Linked DNA regions of Mus musculus: region 2 is linked to region 1. The links are chromatin loops, found by intact Hi-C in ENCODE. Cell type or tissue: gastrocnemius. All regions are shown on one strand. Links, peaks and the distances in the headings refer to the core of each region. The heading gives the core; the rest is flanking DNA. Region 1 has its middle 5.7 kb from the start of Supt5. Region 2 holds the start of Eid2b (EP300 interacting inhibitor of differentiation 2B).

What was found. A loop is a pair of places that touch in the nucleus more often than their neighbours do. Peaks named below come from ENCODE experiments on the same cell type or tissue, not always from the same donor. Only the 100,000 strongest peaks of a DNase experiment are listed, where the experiment ranks them.
Region 2: a loop joins it to region 1, with 2.8 times the contacts of the local background. A loop is called at or near these places in 11 of 42 quality-filtered maps.

What each region holds. Positions count from the first base shown.
Region 1 is chr7:28,339,148-28,349,633 of GRCm38, reverse strand. No RefSeq gene overlaps it. Among named protein-coding and RNA genes, the nearest start is that of Supt5, 5.7 kb to the right of the region's middle. In gastrocnemius, for the core only: a CTCF peak has its summit at 4,757 (motif pointing right); a DNase peak (open chromatin) is centred at 4,757; H3K27ac peaks cover 367 bases.
Region 2 is chr7:28,271,254-28,281,739 of GRCm38, reverse strand. Eid2b (EP300 interacting inhibitor of differentiation 2B) reads right to left here and starts at 4,034. Exons shown (of 1, transcript NM_001177427.1): 1 at 1,611-4,034. The coding sequence starts at 3,959. The coding sequence ends at 3,504. In gastrocnemius, for the core only: a CTCF peak has its summit at 4,089; DNase peaks (open chromatin) are centred at 3,313, 4,038 and 5,624; H3K4me3 peaks cover 1,221 bases; H3K27ac peaks cover 973 bases.

The DNA.
Region 1 (10,486 bases), core at 868-8,867:
TTGCCTCAGTTTCTCTTGCAGCACAGGGTGTGGAGGACATTAAGGGATGTGGAGACATTTGGAAGGCAGAGTTGTCAACAAAAAGACTAGGTATGGTCATGTGCACCTGTAACACTAACACTTGGAAGGAGGAGGAAGGGTCAGGAGGAATCCCGACGCCATCCTCTCCTCATTATGAATATCTGGCCAGCCTGGGCTACATGTGACCCTGCTTCAGAAAGAAAAGAAACTAGCTAGCGAAATGCCCAAGCCTGAGGGCCCGAGTTTGGTTCCTGGGACTCACAGAGTAGAAGGAGAGAACAAACTCCTGCAGGCTGTCTTCCAAGCTCCACATGTGCACGCGCATACACAGACACACACTTGAATGTAATAAGATGGAAGACACACAGTGGATCTCTGGATTAAAGGTCAGTGCTCCAGGCCAGCCCAAACCAAAGCATAGCACTGTCCACACTGGCGTGACCATGCCTTGGCAGTGGTAACTCCTTCTTGGAGCTGGGAAGTTAGGGGAAAACCACTGGGCTCTGTGTGCAAGCAGTTATGCATGCTTGAACACGCTCACAGGAAACAGTAGGGCTGATGTTCTGGATTTCTGACCCACTACCACAATCTTCAGCAGATAAACGTCTTTCAGACACATAAGTGATAATCATGTTGATTACAGTCACACTTAAACAGCGCTTGCTCTTCGCCAGGTGCTGATCTACTCTAAATGTGCCGAGTGCGTTGGCGAGTGTTCTCTCTAGGCTGGCTAACTCCGAGGTGGGCAGACATATGATGGCTACACAGCACAATATTTGTCCTGGACATCATAGATTCATATTTGTCAACTTCCAGCAGATGGCAGTAAAATTCTTTGTCCTGCCCTGGTGGGTCCTTCTGTCCACCCACTCCCTTACAGCCCACCCCCTACTCCCCTGCTCCATCTCTCAATTTCTTTTGGAGTCCAGTCTGGCTGGAAGTCACAATATAGCTAAGGAGAAGCTGACTTTGAATCCCTGATCCTCCTGCCTCCACCTCCCCAGTACGGGGACTACAGATGTGTATGTACTTCTGCATCCAGTTTTAAGTGTCTTAAGGAAAGGGCGCATCTTTTTCCTTTTGTTTGTTTGTTTTTTGTTTTTCGAGACAGGGTTTCTCTGTATAGTCCTGGCTGTCCTGGAACTCACTTTGTAGACCAGGCTGGCCTCAAACTCAGAAATCTGCCTGCCTCTGCCTCCAGAGTGCTGGGCCACCATGCCCGGCATTTGAGTGTGTTTTAAGATTTCTTTTACTAGCCAGGCCATGGTAGTGCACGCCTTTAATCCCAGCACTTGGGAGGCAGAGGCATGCGGAGTTCTGAGTTTGAGGATAGCCAGGGCCTCACAGAGAAACCCTGTCTCAAAAAACAAACAAAAAGATTTATGCTCCCTCTCTCACTCTCTTCCCCTCCTCTCCCCTCCTTCCCCTCTCCTGTGTGTGTGTGTGTGTGTGTGTGTGTGTGTGTGTGTGTGTGTGTGTGTGTGTACACAGACCCAAAGAAGTCAGGTACCCAGGTACCCAAAGAGGTTGGAAGAAGGCATCAAATCCGCTGGATTTACAGTCAGTGTGAGCTTCCCAACAGAACGTCACAACTGAACATGAGCCATACAATCTCTGAACTGCTGAGCCATCTCTCTCCAGCACACTCTATGAGTGTTGTGAAACAGGATATTTTGTTGGCCTGGCTGGCCTCCAACATATGACCTTGAATTCCTGATACTCTTGCTTCTGTCTCTTAGCTACAGAGATTACACGATCATACCCAGTTTGTGGAAACCAGCTATATATTCTGAGTTGGCTGGGAATTTCTAATGATGCTCCTGCCTTAGCCCCCAACCTTATAACTAACTGTCTGTAATTTCAGGTTCAGAGAATTAGACAATTTCTTCTGGCCTCTGCGGCACTGAACAAATGTGGTACATAGATATGTATACAGGTAGAACATCCATCCACATAAAATAAAATAATAGATAGATAGGTAGATAGATAGATATAGATATGGATAGATCTTTTTATTTTTATTTTATAGGTTATTTTATAGGCATTAGCGCTTTGCCTGAATCCATCTGTGGAACTGGACTTACAGACAGCCGTGATCTGCCATGTGGGTGCTGGGAATTAAACCCAGGACCTCTGGAAGAGCAGCACGTGCTCCTGCTCCTAACCACTGAGCCATCTCTCCAGCCCCAATAATATATATATATTTTTGAGACAGGTCCTCACTATGTGTTTCTGGCAGACCTAGAACTCCATTTGTAGACCAGACTAGCCTTGAAGCCACAGAGATCCAGCTGCCTCCATCTCTCAAGTGCTATGCTAGAATGCCGGGATTGGGCATGACCCAACATACTCGGCAAATATAATAATTTTTAAAAAAGATTTATTTATTATTATACATAAGTACATTATAGCTGTCTTCAGATGCACCAGATCTCATAATGGGTGGTTGTGAGCCACCATATGGTTTTTGGGATTTGAACTCAGGACCTTCGGAAGAGCAGTCAGTGCTCTTACCCGCTGAGCCATCTCGCCAGCCCCCAATAATTTTTTTTTTTTTAAGATTTGTTTATTATTATATGTAAGTACACTGTAGCTGTCTTCAGACACACCAGAAGAGGGAGTCAGATCTTGTTACAGATGGTTGTGAGCCACCATGTGGTTGCTGGGATTTGAACTCTGGACCTTCGGAAGAGCAGTCGGGTGCTCTTACCCACTGAGCCATCTCACCAGCCCCAATTTTTTAATTAAAAAAAAAAAAAGCATGGTGATAGTACAGCAATTAAGAGTACTCTCTGTTCTTCTAGAGGTCCTGAGTTCAATTTCTAGTGACCACATGGTGGCTCACAACCATTTACAATAGGATCTGATGTCCCTCTGCTGTCATGCAGACATACAAACATACATACATACATACATACATACATACATACATACATACATCCTATAAAAATCTGATTGAAGGGATGTCTTTCTAACTGGCACACAGAGCTCCTACAGGCTACGTCATTCTTTAGGGCGAGATCGTTTGGCGATAAGAGAAATTTTGCAGATAAGGAAATTTAGGCCCAGAAAAGTGAGCAGGCTTGTCCCAAGCTATGCAATAGAAACCTTGGGAGGTTTGGGACCAGGTCCCCGCTGGAGACACCAGGTCACTCTGCTCAGCAAGTCTGGTCTGCTAAGAATGTCAGCCACATCAGGATGGTTTGAGGAAAGCCAGTGGGTAGGGACTGCTGTGTTTCTGTGACAGTGCTCACTGAGGCTCTGAGGTCCTGCTTGCCAGTGGCCACCAAGGGCCCTGCCTGCTCAATAAATACATCCTCAATAAATACAGCCTGTTCTGGCCAAACCCTTAACCCCCCCCCACCTTTTTTCTTTCTTTCTTTTTTTGGTAAAAGTAGCCTTCAACTTGATTTGTAGCCAAGGATGGATGACCTTGAATTCTTGAACCTTTAGCTGCCACCTCCCAAGAGCTATTGATTGGTATTTCTGAGAGAACAGGGATGCTGGGAGCTGGACCTATGAACTTGTGCATGCCAATCAAGTAATCTACTACAGAGCTGGGACTCACTCTGTAGACCAGGCTGGCCTTGAACTCAGAAATTTGCCTGCCTTTGCCACCCGAGTGCTGGGATTGAAGGCATGTGCCTCCATGCCCGGCTGAGCATCTGTGTTTTATAAGTCCTGTGGGCCTGGAGAGATGGCTCCATGGTGAAGTATGCTAATTCCTTTTCTAGAAGACCTGACTTTGGTTCCCAGCCCCACATGTTGGCACATAACTGCCTATAAGTCCATTTCCAAGGGGCCGGGTGCTTCTGACCTCTCCAAGCAACCAGGTATCCAGGTAGTGCAGGCAAAATACTCATGCACATAAAAAAAAATATTTTCAGGCTGGAGAGATGGCTCAGTGGTTAAGAGCACTGACTAATCTTCCGAAGGTTCTGAGTTCAAATCCCAGCAATCACAACCATCCGTAATGAGCTCTCACTCCCTCTTCTGGAGTGTCTGAAGACAGCTACAGAGTACTTACATATAATAAATAAATAAATCTTTAAAAAAATTGTATTTTCAAAAAAGTTAAAAGTCCTGCATTATATTATATTCAAATAACATTAACAAATATATTACATTATAGTTTTATTTTATTGAGCTATTCTCCCTATGTGGGCCACATTTTTCCTGTGTAGCCAAAAAGATGCTCTCTCTGTGCAGGCCAAGATGACTTTGAGCTTCCCTTTTTCGTTGTTTTTGGTCTTTTTGAGACAGAGTCTCTATTATGCAGTTCTGTTTGTCTTGGAACTCTCTTTGTAGAACAGGCTGGCTTTGAACTTACAAAGATAAACTGTTTCTTCTGTGTGCTAGAATTTATTATTATTGTTATTATTATAATATTTATTTTTGGTTTTTTTTGTTTTGTTTTTTGAGACAGGGTTTCTCTGTGTAGCCCTGGCTGTCCTGGAACTCACTTTGTAGACCAGGCTGGCCTCAAACTCAGAAATCCACTTGCCTCTGCCTCCCGAGTGCTGGGATTAAAGGTGTGCGCCACCATGCCGGGCTTGGGTTTTTGTTGTTGTTGTTGTTGTTTTATTGCTGGCCACCAACTCAGAGATCAGCCTCTGCCTATTGAGAGCTGGGATTAAAGCTGCGTTCTGCCACCATGGCTGGCTATATGTATTTATTGATTATACATATATATGTAGCTATAGTTTCTACATGTAAGTGCAATTCCGGCAGTGGCCAGAAGAGGGCACCATATTCCCTGGAGCTGGTGTTACAGGCAGTTATGAATTGTAAGATGTGGATTTTCGAAGTAAATATTGGTCCTCTGTCAGGGCAGCATGTGCTCTTAAACACAGAGCCATCTCGCTAGCCCCTGACCTTGTACTTTCTATCCTTCTGCCACAGACCTCTGAATGCTGAGCCTGAAGCTATATCCCATCCAGCCACATTCTTCTCTTGTTTTCTAATTATTTCAAGATACTTCATTTTCAAAACGGGTCACAGTGTAAGCTTTTGACCCATTCTGACAGTGTACAAGCTACAAATACTTGGCAGTGTACAAGCTGCCAAGGGGCACATGTTAGTATTGTAGGACCCCGACTTAGAGCGTTTCTCCCTGGAAGGTAAAGCCCCTGAGTGTTCTCCAAGCTTGTTTTCCCTGATCTCTAAAAATACAGCCTCCAGGGCTATACAGAGAAACCCTGTCTCGAAAAACCAATAAATAAATAAATAAATAAATAAATAAAATAAATAAAAATACAGCCAGAAAGAAGTTCTTTGTTCTCTATAGCCAGCAAAAAGCCTTTTGTTTCTATACTTTACAACCAAAGATGCCTGCCTTCCTGTGTGGAGGACAAGGAGATAAGAATTCAGAAAAAGCTCACTCCCCACTCCTGCCTTGTAAATTTCACCAAGGACACCTGGAAGAGAAGAACTCTCCTCCCAACTCCTCCCAACTCCTCCCAACTCTTCCCAAGTCCTCCCAATTCCTCACCTAGCTGTTAAAAGCCCCCTACTGTCACCGCTCAGGGTCGAACTCCCCTGCCCTGCGTGGCAGAGGGACTTCATCCTCAGCTAGCTGATAATAAAACCTCTTGCAATATGCATCAGGTGTGGTTTTCTCTCGGGACATTGGGGTGTTGGCCAGCTCATCCTGGGACTTGAGCAGAGGCCCAGCATCTGGGGGTCTTACAGTATCATGTTTGAAAAGTGAATAGAAATCTATATAGAACAAATATTCCAAATTTCCATAGGAACACAGGTAAGCATGACCCTCATCTTCTAGGCTTCCATACTGCTGCATCTGTGCCAACCCCACTCTTACAAAGACATCTCGGTATAGCCCTAGCTGTCCTGGAACTCACTTTGTAGATCAGGCTGGCCTCTAACTCAAAAATCCGCCTTTAATCCCAGCACTTGGGAGGCAGAGGCAGGCAGATTTCTGAGTTCGAGGCCAACCTGTTCTACAAAGTGAGTTCTAGGACAGCCAGGGCTATACAGAAAAACCCTGTCTCAAAAAACAAAACAAACAAACAAACAAAAAGTCCTCATCTGGCTTCCATGACTGAGGCATGCTTGATTCCAGACACTTGTTTACAAGAATTTACCTCTCTGGAGACTGCATTCGGGTCTTGCTTACACAGTCAAGTCCTGTCCCAGTGGTAGCTAGGGTGTTCACTATGGCTATCATTATATATGGTTTCATAAAAGGAAGTGACAAGAAGAAGACCTTTTAGCCATTGTAAGTGCTTCTTTAGAACTCACTCTGTAGACCAGGCTGGCCTTGAACTCAGAAATCTGCCTGCCTGCCTCTGCCTCTGAGTGCTGGGATTAAAGGAGTGAGCCACCACACCCAGCTAGGTACTAGTCTTTTTTTTTTTTTTTTTTAAGATTTATTTATTTATTTATATGTAAGTACAGTATAGCTGTCTTCAGACACACCAGAAGAGGGAGTCAGATCTTGTTACGGATGGTTGTGAGCCACCATGTGGTTGCTGGGATTTGAACTCAGGACCTTAGGAAGAGCAGTCTTATCTGCTCTTACCTGCTGAGCCATCTCACCAGCCCTGGTACTAGTCTTAATAGAAAGACATGTAAACAATTCTCCTGTAGTTCTTTAAGTCTTATTGATTTATGATATGAACTACTGACCTAAACTTATTATGAACTTATGGAATATAAAAATTCTTTGAGTACCATGTAATTAAGTATTCTGAGAAAGTATAAGAACTAAGAACCACAATAAAACAGGGAGTGTAGCCTTCTTCATCTTCATCCAGTATATGTGTCTGGTCTTTCACTTTTCCTGTTTTTCGTTTCTTTTTTCTTTTCTCTGTGGTTCACAAAGAGTGAATTAACTCTAAGCCTCTTGACTGGCAAGTGAGGGGCCCTTGAGCCAAAGAGAAAAGAGCCAAGTAACTAAAGTTGTTTTTCTTAACCCCCTGCAGCTATCAGCAGGAATCAATTGCCAGAAACCAGTGGCTTTTAGCCACAGGAGAGGGGGAGGGGGAGGGGGAGGGGGAGGGGGGAGGGGGAGGGGGAGAGTTAAGTCGTCAGAGGCCAACAGCTTCTAGCCCCCAGAACACTAAGAGAGAGTTACAAGGCCAGATAGTGTCCAGCACTATGTCCCATCTCAGTACCTGACCCTGCCAGGGCTGGCTCCTGGCATGCTAGGGCACTTGAATCAACATGTTAAGTTCTAGGTTCAATCCCGAATCTGGTTTAAAAAAGTAAATACATTCCAAGGCAGCAGCCTACAGAAATCCACATGTGCAGCACTGTTTTCTGTTTTGTTTTGTAAGTATTTTATGTGTACAAGTGTCTTGATGTCTGGGTGTCTGTGTATCACATGTACAGTGCCTATGGAGGCTGGAAGAAAGTGATGAAGTCACTGGAAATAGAGTTACAAACAGTTGTGTGCGGCTATGTAGGTCCTGGGAATGGCACCAGAGTCCTCTATAAGAAAGGCCAATGCTCTTAAAGGACGAGGCACCTCTCCAGCCCTGTGAACTTTCCTGAGCTGTAACTCAAGGATTCCTCCTCCTCCTCCTCCTCCTCCTCCTTCTTCTTCCTCCTTCCCCTCCCACCTCACTTGTATTTTCTCCCACCAACTGTTAAAACCCTGAGTGTGGTTTCCTTACGCTCCGAGCTTTTCCACTCTGGAGAAAGTGCTCTTTCCTTCCACCATGCGGCAGCTCGCCAACCTCCATTGCTGACCGCGCTAGCCTTCCTGAACCTGTTAGGAGGTAATTTCCTGATCTCAGGAGGAACTCCACTGTACGGGCAGGATCAAAACTGAGTTCATGTTCCCAGGCCCTGGAACCCAACTCCCCTCCAGCTTCTTCAGACATTTCCTGTTTGTCTGTTAGCCAGTGAAGGATGTAAAGAGAAAAGATGCTGTATTCCCGTTATCTAAACACACAAGTCATAAATGTGCTGCCCGTCCTGACTTAATTGACTGTGTGGAGCTTGCCCAACTCCTTTGTTCTAGGTCAGAGTCCAGGAGGGGACCTGACGCAAAACTGACCCAAGGACCCTGAAACTAGGTGACTGGCATATGGCCCAATTACCACCGTTAACTTCCCTGCTTAACCCTGTGGGGAATTGCAGGCTGGCCTCCAGTCGAGCTGAGGTCTGAACCCCAATGGTGATAATTCACCCACATGACACGGTAGGCATTCCCTCATGCTCCTGGAACTCAGGCCCCTGCCTAAGTTACCGCATCCCACAGCCCCCCACAAGAGAAGCATGGTCAGTAGAAGTCATGTAAGCAATGGCCCAAGCTTCTGACCTTCAGGCTAAACTCCTCCCCAGTTACCTAGCAACAGTGAAGACCATAAAAGGGCTGTTCAGCCCCCACCTCTCTCTCTTACCTCTTCCACTCTTACCTCTTACCCCTCACTCTCACCCTCTCTCTCCCCTCTCTTTGTCTTCTCTCCTCTCTCCTTTCTCTTTGTCTTTTTTTCTCCTCTTCTCTTCCTCCCTCTCGCTCTCTCTCTCTCTCCTTTTCTACCTTCTCTCTTTCTCCCTGCATTTTTATAATAAAGCTCTTAAACCATAGAGAGTCTCTGCTCTATCTAGATCTGCTGCACCACTCTCACCAGTGTGCAGCGTGGGTCAGAGGCTTAGATGCCCACCCGGGGCCGTGTGGAAAGCGCCTGGCAGTCTCCCCGTGTTCGCCTGCCCAGAGCACAGGAACTCTGGCCAGATGTGGCATATTTCTCCCCCTCTTCTTCCCCAGGGCCTCCCCCGCCCCCCTTTTTCCCCAACAAAACCCCTTGTAAAGAAAAATATGGTTGGTCAATGCAACAGCCCACCCTGCTCCCCCTTGCTTTCTGCTCCCATCCGTTAAACATTTTGTATAATCTCACTCCATGGGCGCAGTTCAGACCGACCCTGAACGGGTCACCTCCGGGCAGACACTGATTTACGCAGTAAAAGGCTCCAGGTACAGTGAACGCTCCCACCCGGGCAGACACTGACAGACTTCCATTTCATCTCATGCGCTCAGACACCCACTCCTCTGCTTTCCCTATGAATAGCTAGGCTTTGCTTGCTCTGGAGTTCTGTATGGATGGGATCACACCCTCTGCCAGATCCCACCGTCTTTTGCTTTCACTGTGCATACATGGTTTTTGAAGTTAATTTGTGCTTTTCAGTAGTTTGGTGGAATTTACTGTTTCTTCCTCCTCTCCCATTTGGTTGTTTTGAGAAAGGGTCCTGTTTTGTAGTCTAGATCCATTGGGACTTCAGATTCTCCTACCTCAGTCTGCCAAGTGCCAGTATTACAAGGTAGGTACCACCATATCTAGCTGAAGCACGTGACTTAAAAAATTTAAACTTATTGTATATATATTATATGCATATGTAATGTTATATATGTGTGTATGTATTGTATATATACCCATATACACACATGTATACACACATACATGAGTGGGTGCATGTATTCCAACTATAGCATGGATGCAGAGGTCAGAAGAAAACTTTTTGGCTATCTTCCTTCTATCATATAGGTTCCAGGGATAGAACTCAGATCGTCAGGTTTCTCAGCAAGATACTTTATCTGATGAGCCATCTAGATTGCTCAAGCATGCTGCTTTTATTAACTTTCTGTCTTGAATTTTTTTTTGTGTGTGGGGGGTTCGAGACAGGGTTTCTCTGTGCAGTTCTGGCTGTCCTGGAACTCACTCTGTAGACCAGGCTGGCCTCGAACTCAGAAATCCGCCTGCCTCTGCCTTCCCAGTGCTGGGATTAAAGGCGTGCGCCACCACCGCCCGGCTTGTCTTGAATTTTTATGTCTGTGGATATTCAATGTCAGCCGAGGCCTGAAGAGGGCGAGCATTAGCTCCCCTGAGACTGGAGTGAAAGCGGGTTGTGAGCTGCTGGAAATTGACCACAGCTCCACAGCAGCCAGCGTTCTTTGGCGGTTGAGCCAACTCTCCAGTTTAGGTTTTATTGTTTTGTTTTGGTTACAGTGTTTCACTGTGTAACCTTGGCTGTCCGGAATTAAATAAATGTGATGGTTTTGTGCATAACTCCTGGCTCGCCTGTCCACCTTCAGTTCTTCTTCTTCTTCTTCCTCTTCTTCTTTTTTTTTTTAAGATTTATTTATTTATTTATTATATGTAAGTACACAGTAGCTGTCCTCAGATACTCCAGAAGAGGGCATCAGATTTCGTCATGGATGGTTGTGAGTCACCATGTGGATGCTGGGATTTGAACTCAGGACCTTCGGAAGAGCAGTAGGCGCTTTTAACCACTGAGCCATCTCACCAGCTCCCGCCTTCAGTCTTAAATCCGTATTAAAGTGTCTTTCATTGTAAGCATGGTGGCACACGCCTTTAATTTCAGTACCAGGGAGGCAGAGGCAGACATGGGCTTATCTTTGTGAGTCTGAGATTTAGCCAGGCTACAAAGTAAGGCCTTATCACACAAACAAACAAACAAACAAACCAGATCATTAATA
Region 2 (10,486 bases), core at 978-8,977, 68 kb after region 1:
AGTTCAATTCCCAGAAACCACATGGTGGCCCACAACCATCTGTAGTCATGAACTCTGGTCTCTTCTGCAAATATGCCAACAGAACACTCATATGCATAAATATTTTAAAAGTAAGTAAAAAAGATAGGGTTTATTTGTGAGATGTTGGAGGCAAGATGGTGCAGTGTAATGGATAAAGGTGTTTTGGACAAGCTGGATGCCGGGAGCCATTTACAAACAAAACCTCATTCACACCAGCCATAAATCCCAAAATATTCTTAGCAAAAAATGCTTCAAGACCTCTAAAAGCTTTAAAACCCAAGGCCATGGAGCAAATTGAGACGACCACGCGGCTGCATAAGATTTAGTGCAGACACCAAGTCCTTCATGTAGAGATTTAATGCAGGTCAAATAAAAATGCCACCCGTTTTGGTAAGAAATTGTCACACTGATCCTAATGTTGCATTATAGGAAAAAAAAAAAAAAGAAAGGCCAGGTGGTGTTGGCACACGCCTTCAGTCCCAGCACTCAGAAGGCAGAGGCAGGTGGATCTCTGAGTTTGAGGTCAGCCTGGTCTATGGAGTTCCAGCACAGCCAGGGTTACCCAGTGACCCTGTCTTGAACCCCTCTCCCTGTCAAAATAGGGGAGAGTACAAGTCTCTGAAGACCCGGTGCTCCCAGAGCTGCAAGTGTCCCAGTGAAGGCTGATGTCAGCATGTCCCTTTTACCATTCACAGTGGCCAACATTTTTCCCCCCAGATGGGGGTCTCACAATGAAGTGTCAGGCTAGCCCCAAACTCAACCATCCTGCCCTAGCTTTCTGAGTCTGAGACTGGAGCTGTCAACTATACTCGTGTGGCAAGGCCATTGTGCATCAGGCAGGAAGCAGCAAGGGTTGAGCCTGTACAGCTACAAACATCCCTGCAGGACAGAAGCATCAAATGCCGTCAAGGCTGAGAAACCATCCGTGACCTACTTCAGAGGGGTGGGTGAGTTAAAGGTTTACTGTGTGGTAATGCGCATGTGGAGAGTGACTGACACCTCTGGAGGGGCCAGCCCTTGCAGCTTCACATGGTTCCCGGGACCACCAGGCTTCTTGGCAAACCGTTTACCCACTGAGCACGTTTTCTAGTTCTCTGCTCAATTGCACAGGCTGCTCTAGACTTTTTATCGTTTGAAGATCTCACTATGGAACCAAGGTGGTTCTGGAACTTGGGTACACCAGGTTGGCCTCAAACTCATAGAGATCTGCTTGCTGCTGTGTGCAGGGATTGAGGTCATGTGCCGCCTGCCATCCCTGGCCTAAGCTCTGGACCAGCTTGTCTCAGCCTCCAGAGTATTTAGCATTGAGGTTACAGGGGTGTGCCATCACACCCATCTCCGACTGCCCCCCCCCCTTTAAAATATTTATTATATGTAAGTACACTGTAGCTGTCTTCAGATACCCCAGAAGAAGGCATCAGATCTCATTATGGATGGTTGTGAGCCACCATGTTGTTGCTGGGACTTGAACTCAGGACCTTCAGAATAGCAGTCAGTGCTCTTAGTGTGAGTTTTTCCCAAAGCCAAGACTGTTGTGGAGAAAGAGGCCCAGAGTTCCTTGGTGAATGGAAGTAGACAGAGGCACAAAGAGGGCAGGGAATCCTTAAGACAAACAGCAATGCTTTTGCCCTGTAACTGCTCCGTTTAAGTCTAAGGAAAGAGCAAACGCAACACAGAATGTTACCAAAGCAACGCCAGGGGCAGTGACCCACCCTTAGTTCCAGGACCTGGGAAGTAGATCAAGGAATTCGTCATCAGCCACAGTTCTGTGAAACCTCATCTCAAAAATCAACAACAAAGAAACAAACCAAAAAAACAAACAAAAAACCCCAATGAACAAACCCCAAAACAACCCCTTCCCCTCCTCCCACCCCCCAGAAAACCACATAATAGCTAGGTATGAGACAGGAGGATCTCTGTGAGTTCAAGGCTAGCCTGGTCTACCCATTTAGCAGGTTCTAGACCAGCCAGAGCTACAAAGAGAGACCCTATTTCCAACAACAAAAAATAAGACTGGAGACATGACTCAGTGGAGTGGGTTCAGTTCCCAGAACCAACATCGGGGCTCACAGCTGCCTGAAACTGTAGTTCTGGGAGACCCAACACCCTCTTCTGGTCTCCTCAGTCTCTTGCATGGACACGGTACACACGTATGCATGCAGGCTCACACACATACACATAAATCTTTAAAACAACCAAAAGGAAACATTTTCAAACAACCCAGATGTCCAGAAGACAACTAGTTCATTAAATATGTTGATACAGACTTAAATAGTAGTCATTAAAAAAAAAAACCTATATAGAATTACTTCCATGATAACTGAACATATCAAACCTCAGATGCTGATATATGTACGTACTATGTAGATTTGTTTACATTGCACGTGGATGTGCACCAGTGGTGCTTGGAGGAAATGGGTGTGGATTCTTCCACCTTCACCTCTTGGGTCCAGGGATCAAATTCAGTAATAAGGCTTAGCAGCAGACACCTTTAACCACTGAGCCAAAACCCTACCCTACCTTGATTCAGAAGGAATGGGAGCAGGGCAAGAAGGCTTGGGGTCCATCCTCAGCACCCAAGATTGGGGGATAACTAGACTGGTACCAGTTCATATATGCCTTATAAAATCTGTTTGAAAAACCCTACAGAAAACACAAATCTGTATGGATACCTATTTTCAATTTGGCAGATAAGTTTAACTTCCCATAGTATCTTTTGCAGAATTTGAGTCTTGTGTCTGTATTATTTAAATAATCACTCATCTATTTCCGCATGGTTACAACTACACAAGGTCTGGAAAAATATTCATCTCACAACACATACATGGTTTTCCCTATCTGAATATTTACAACTCGTCTACAGAACATCAAACACAAGAAGTAACGATACATGGATCTTGTCAGCTGACGATGGGACGACCCTCAATTCTGAAATGTCCAAGTGGTTTACAGCTTTCTTCTTACTCAGTAAAACCCGGGAGGAACAGAATCTAGCAAGCACATCCCCTGGTTTCTTCCCGCATCTCCGCTGATTTCTATGGTCTTTTTCATTGATATTTCTTAGACTTCATCTTTGCAAAACCATCGTCCTTCGCAGTGAAGCAACCATGATTTTCAACAAATGCAGGGGAGGGAAAGATTGCTGACAGTCACAAGGTGGAAGTCAGAAGAGTCCTCTTTGCTTGTCAGCCTCAAGCCTCAAGTGCCCTTCTCTCTCCCGGCCTGCTTCATTCCACCCTGCCCACGGCTGGATTCTGGCATGGATTCCCCACCTCATGACATTTGCCCAGACATCTGCCTTTGCCCTTGATTCTAGGAGTCACCTGACTTCCTGGCCACCAATCTTTTATTTTTATTTTTTATTTTTAAAAGACAGTCTCCTGTAGCCCAGGCTGGCCTCCAACTCGCTACATGGCGGAGGATGACCTTGAAGTCCGGTCCTCCGGCCTCCTTCCTCGGAGGTTATAGGTGAAGGCCACCCCTCAGTCGGCGTTGGGGCCGCGGGCGTCGGAGGCCGTGAGCGCCAGCATGAAGGCGCGGGCGTGCGAGTCCATCTGCGGGGGGTTGGCGTCGAAGGCCGCCTCCCTGGCCCTGCAGCCCTCCACGAACAGCCGGCGGCGCTCCTCGATTTCGTGGAGCAGCCTGGTGGGGATCAGGGGGTTGGTGTGCAGATAGTGTTGGAACATCCGCTGCTCGTACAGCTCTAGGAGGAGGAGCGGCGCGTGGACGTGCGGGATCGCCATCAGGCCCGCCACGCCGGGGAACTGCCCGGGAGCCAGGCCCGGGGCCGGCGCCATGGGCTGGGAGGCTGTGGCCAGCGGGTCTTCCTGGGCTTCGGGGACCGGACTGCCTCCGCCCAGTCCCACCTGCAGGACGTCGCCGACGCCGTTCATGGGGCTCAGGTCCGGGATCCTGCTCTCTCCGGGAAGCTCGGACATTGCCACCGTTGAATCCTCAGAAGCACCGGCTCCGGCGGCAGCGTGAAGATGTGCGCATGCGCGGGCCTCGGCGCCCTGGAAAACAAAAGTGCTTGCGCAAGGACGGGTGCCCGGACCTCTATCGCCCTCTAGGGGTGCCATGTGCCATTACCGCCACGGCCGCCTCAAGTTCTGAACCAGCAGGGGCGGCATCACATACTTTAATTTATTATTATTATTATTATTATTATTATTATTATTATTATTATTATTATTATTATTTTATTGCCTTGTTTGAGGCAGCGTCCATGTACATTTGGCTGGCCTGGAACTCATATATACACTCAGATCTGCCTGCTTCTGCCTCCAGAAAACTGGAATTAGCGGTGGTGGCGGCGCACGCCTTTAATACCAGCACTCCGGAGGCAGAAGCAGGTGGATCTCTGGAGCCAGATCCAGGACAGAGAAACCCCGTCTCAACAAACAAACAAACACATATATGGATGTTTTGTTACATATCTGTATATGTAAGCCATATGTGTGTCTGGATCCTAAGAAAATCTGAAGACGGTATCGGTAACTAGAGTTCCAGGGTGTTTGTGAACTGGGCTAGAGATAGCTCAGTGGCTGAGAACTTGCCTAGGGTGTAAGGTCTTGGGTTTGACCCCTATCTGAGAGACAGAGAAGAGAGAGAGGGGAGGGGGAAGGAAAGGTGGGGAGGGAGGAAGCAAGGTAGTTTTGAGCTACCACACAGGTTTTGGGAACTGAACCTGGGTTGTCTGAAAGAAAAAGTGCTTTTAATCTCCGGACTGTTTTTTAGTGTGTCTGTGTAAGTCGGAACCGTGCAGCTGTGGAGGTCAAGGTCAACGTCGTGGCCTTCTCTCCTTCCAACCTTATTGAACTCAAGGTGCTAGTCAGTTGTGCTCTACTCTGGCTTCTGTGTCACATTTAGCTTTGAGTGCGCACACGAGTTCGAGCCACGGCAGGTGTATGGAGATCAGAAGATAACTTTTAGGAGTCAGTTCCATCCTACCATGTGGACCCAAACTCAGGTTGTCAGGTTTGGCAAGTGAATGCCTCTACCTAGTGATCCATCTTGCTGGCATATTTTCTTCATTTTTGCTCGTTACGGTTGGTGTAGCCGTTTCTCTCGGCACTTCCATGCCTCTTTCCCCCACGCAGTGGCAGCACTTCCCTTACTTGAGTGTAATACACTGTTGAATCTCCTAGGGTGGCCACTGCCTGTCGATAATCTCAGAAAACAAGAGGGCTACCCGTGGTGGAGCACAGCTGCAATCCCAGTCTTTGGGAGGTAGAGGCAGGAAGATGAGATTATGTTCGTCCTGGGCTACTTGGCAAGTTCTAGGCCAGCCTGGGCTAATGTGAAAAGTGTGCTAAGAGTCTGAAATGCAGCTGTATCTCCGCCACGTAATCAACTCTGCACCTGCCTTCTCGTGCCTTTGAGGAACCCAGAGGCCACATGTCTCCAACCTGTCAATGCTGTCCCCAACACTCGCATCTGGAGCTCAAGCCTGTAACCCCAGCTACCTAGGTGTCCAATGCCGAAAAAGTTCAAGGGTAGCCTGGGCTACAGACTTCAAGGACAGTCTGGGCAACTAAGACCATGACTCAAAGTAAAAATAAGCCTAGGGTTAGAGGACCAGCGAGATGCTCAGCAGGTAATGCTGAGGATGTCTTCAGTTGCATCCCCTGGACCCACAGAGTGGGAGGAAGGCCAACTCCTGCAAGCTGTCTTCTGGCACTATGTATATACTGTGGGAGATGCACTCGTACTGCCTGGGAGTGTAGCTCAGTGGTGCTGCTCTGGGCTCAATCAGCACTTGAGGCTGAGGCAGGAGGAGCTCTGTGAGTTCAAGGTCACCCTGGTCTACATAGAGTTCTAATCCATCTAGGGCTACACACAGTGAGACCCTGTCATACACACAAAAAAGCTTGTTAGTAAAATTGAAAAGAATATAAAGACCATGCTGTGTTAGTCTCAACATGATCCCATAATTCGTCATGGTGCATCTGACATAACCTAGGATGGCATCTGTAGATTCTCGGTTTTGAAACAGGGTCTTGCTACAGAGCACAAGTTGTCCTCCAAGTTAGCACCTTCCTGCTGCTCCCTGCTGCTCCCTGCTGCTGCTGCTCCCTGCTGCTGCTGCTGCTCCCTGCTGCTCCCTGCTGCTGCTGCTGCTCCCTGCTGCTCCCTGCTGCTGCTGGGATTACAAGTTGTACCATGTCTGTTATGTTCATAACCTGAGGAGGCCTTTGACAAAATTCAACAAGCTTTCTTTTTAAAAATGTGTTATTTTTATTTATAGGTGTGTGCTTATGTACTTTTGTGTGAATGTGTATGTACACGTGTGTGGGTGTCTAACTCAGGGTTTCTATTCCTGCACAAAGCATCATGACCAAGAAGCAAGTTGGGGAGGAAAGGGTTAATTCAGCTTAGACTTCCATACTGCTGTTCATCACCAAAGGAAGCCAGGACAGGAGCTCACACAGGGCAGGAACCTGGAGGCAGGAGCTGATGCAGAGGCTCTGGAGGGATGTTCCTTACTGGCTTGCTTCCCCTGGCTTGCTCAGCCTGCTTTCTTATAGAACCCAGGACCACCAGCCCAGAGATGGCACCACCTACAATGGGCCCTCCCACCCTTGACCACTAATTGAGAAAATGCCTTACAGCTGGATCTCATGGAGGCATTTCCTCAAGGGAGGCTCCTTTCTCTGTGATAACTCCAGCTTGTGTCAAGTTGAGACAAAACCAGCCAGTATAGTGGGTGACCTTGGCATCCAGAAAAGAGGACTGGATCCACGGGAGTTGGAGTTGTAGGGTGGTTGTGAGCTGCCCAACACGGGTGCTGGTATCCAAATTCTGGTTCTCACGATTGAGCAGCAAGTGCTCCAGCTGCTGAGCCATCTCTCCAGCCCCGATAACCACTCCTTTCCTCTCTAGCTTTATGTGTGTGAGTGTTTTGCCTGCATGCATGCACGGCTGATGCCTGTGCAGGCCAGAATAGGACATCAGATCCCTCCCCTAGAGCTGGGATTGCAGATGTTTGTGATTGTGAGCTGCTGACATGTAATTGCTAGGAAGTGAACTAGGGTCCTCTGTAAGAGCAACAGTGCTCTTAATTATTGAGCCTTCTCTCCAGAGACTATGGATAGATGGCTATGGAAATCATTTTCACAAGTCATGGTCACTCACCACATTAAACAGAATGCAGTGGCCAAGGAGCCAAACAGAAGTCAGAGCAGGGCTGGAGAGATGGCTCAGTGGTTAGGAACACTGGCTGCTCTTCCAGGGAACTTGGGTTCAATTCCCAGAACCCACATGGCAGTTCAGAAGTGTCTGTAATTCCAGTTCCAGGGGATCTCACACAAAAATACATACAGGCTGGGCTGGAGAGATGGCTCAGCGGGTAAGAGCACTGAATGCTCTCCCAAAGGTCCTGAGTTCAAATCCCAGCAACCACATGGTGGCTCACAACCATCTGTAATGAGATCCGAAGCCTTCTTCTGGAGTGTCTGAAGACAGCTATAGTGTACTTACATATAATAATAATAATAATAATAATAATAATAAAAATACATACAGGCAAAATGTCAATGCACATGGAAAAAAAAGTCAGAGTGCCAGAGAGATGGCTCAGGGTGAGAGCCCTTGCCGTATGCCCTGGTGTTTTCTGTTGCTGTTATAAAACACTGATCAAAACAAATGTGGGGAAGAAAGGATTCATTTCAGTTTATAACTCTAAGGTCACACTCAGTCCATCCCTGAGGGAAGCCAAGGCAGGAACTGAGGCAGAGGCCACAGAGGAACACTGCTAACTGGCTTCCTCTCCTGGCTTGTCCAACTACTTTTCCTACAGATGGCACTGCCCACAGTGGGCTGGGCCTTTCTACATCAATTGGCAATGAAGAAATGCCTCAGAGACTTACCCAAAGGCCAAAATGCTAAAGGAAATTCCTCACCTGACGGCCCTTTCCTCAGGTAAGTCAAACTGACAACCAAGACTGGCCATCAGACTGTCACCCATGAGGGCCATCAGACTGTCACCCATGAGGGCCATCAGACTGTCACTCATGAGGGCCATCAGACTGTCACTCATGAGGGCCATCAGACTGTCACCCATGAGGGCCATCAGACTGTCACCCATGAGGGCCATCAGACTGTCACCCATGGGGGCCATCAGACTGTCACCCATGGGGGCCATCAGACTGTCACCCATGGGGGCCATCAGACTGTCACCCATGGGGGCCATCAGACTGTCTGTCACTCATGAGGGCCTGAAATTTGGGTCTCAGCATCCATGTTAAAGCTGAGCATGGCCACATGTGCTATAACCCCACCTCTGTGAGGTAGAGACAGAAGGAGGCCATCAGCTTAGCTCCAGGTTCAGTGAGAGTCTCAAGGAAAGTGATAGAGGTTACCTGACACCCTCTTCTGGCCTCTGCACATATGGACACACATACACATGTATGTGTACACCACACACATGAACACACACTGAAAAGTTAGAGAAGAATCATCAGACAAACTAACATTATTGAGTGGGGCTGGAGAGATGGCTCAGAGCACTGGCTGCTCCTCTGCCAGACCTGGGTTCAGTTCCCAGCATTCACACAGCAGCTCGGCCTTCTGTAACTGCAGTTCCAGGGGTCAGACGCCCTCCTGTGGCCTCCTTGAGCACCTGGCATTCAAGTACACAGAATTCATGCAGACAACAGATGAGATATCTAGGAACAAACGACTAGACCTGTGAAAGACCAATTTCAGGTGAATTCATCTAACAATATTAATACTCTCCAAATAAAACATTTAGACTCAAGGGTACAAAGAAGCTTTTAAACATCTGTGTGCACGCTTGCTTTCATGCGTGTGCAGGTGCATGCTTATGTGGAGGTTAGAGGTCAACCCCCAGTGCTCCTTGTGATAGTTCAACCTGTCTTCTGTGGCAGGCCTCTTGCTGGAACCCAGGGCTGCTGGCTTGTCAGAGAACGTCAGGAATCCTCTGTCTATACCACCTGTGCTGGGGCTATGAGTGTGTGTCACCTCATCTTTCCTATGTGGGTTTGGGACCAAACCTTGCGAAACAAGTATTCTACAGACTTCTGACCCCAGCCAAGATATTTAGCCAAATATCAAACTTGTGGTGATCCTCCTATGTTCTGAGATTACAGGCATGAGGTCTCACTACTTGGTCTATAAAGTCTTTAAAAAACATGAAAACAGCCAGGCAGTGGTGGTGGCACACACCTTTAAGCCCAGCATGCAGGAGGCAGGGCCAGGCAGATCTGAGTTCTGGGCTTGGTCTACAGAGCAAGTTCCAGGACAGCCAGGACTACACAGAGAGATCTTGTCTTGAAAAAACAAAACAAAAAATAAGTAAAAAATAACGTGCAAACAGATCATTTGAACAGAAAGACCTCTGTAACTTTTTATTCACCATTTATTTTATTTTATCGAGTTTCTCTGAGTAGCCTTGGCTATAGAACAATAGGTCAGGCCTGCCTCTTCTGGGATTAAAGGCAAGGCAAGCACCAACACCACCTAGCTGGAAGAGTTCCATATCTTACCGATGTGGTAGCTCACACCTGTAACCCCAGCCTTTGGAAGATAAGACACGTGAATCCTTAATTTCAGGCTGGCATGGATTAAAAGTGAGATTCTGTCTTGAACCAAATATGACAAAACACAGCTCAAAGGAAAGACTGAGGGGCTGGAGAGATGGCCAGAGGCGGAGGGCGCTTGTTGCTCTTGTAAAGGCCTGAGTTTGGCTTCCAGCATCTCAAAGGTTGCACATAATTCCAGTTCCAAAGCATCCAACGCCCCCTTCTGGCTTTCTGAGGCACTGCATGCACAAAGTGAACATAGATATAAATGGGGGCAACAGCTCAGACACATTAAAGATAAACACTTTAAAATAAAAAGTATCTGATTATAAAATGAAAGGTATATAAAAAGCAGTATCTTAAAGGCAGCAGTTATTCCTAGGTTATATATAAATGTGATTCTAATGAACTAGCAATAACACAGGTGTGGTGGTCACACTTACTCCCAGCACTTGGGAGGCATGGGCAGGCCATCTCTGAATTTGAGGCCAGCCTGGTCTACAGAGGCAGATCCAGGACAGCCAGGGCTACACAGAGAAACCCTGTCTCATCCCCGCCCCCAAGTAAAAATGAGCATAAATAACCAGAAACACTATTACTTCTTTGAATAAATCCCAAGTGGTTCACGATAAAAAAATGAAATCTCCAGAGAAACCCTGTCTTGAAAAACCAAACCAAACCAAACCAAACCAAACCAAATCAAACCAACCAAAACAAAAAACAAACAAACAAACAAAACACAAAACACAAAAAACAAAAACAAACTCAAAACCAAACCCACCAACCAACCAAAAATCCAAAAAAAGAGTAACCTCTCTCATACACACTAATAAAACTTTGGAATTCAAAATTTCGCACAATTTAGGGAAAACAGGAAAAACAAAAACCCCTAACCTTAGTTGACACAAGCCTGGTGGCCTGGT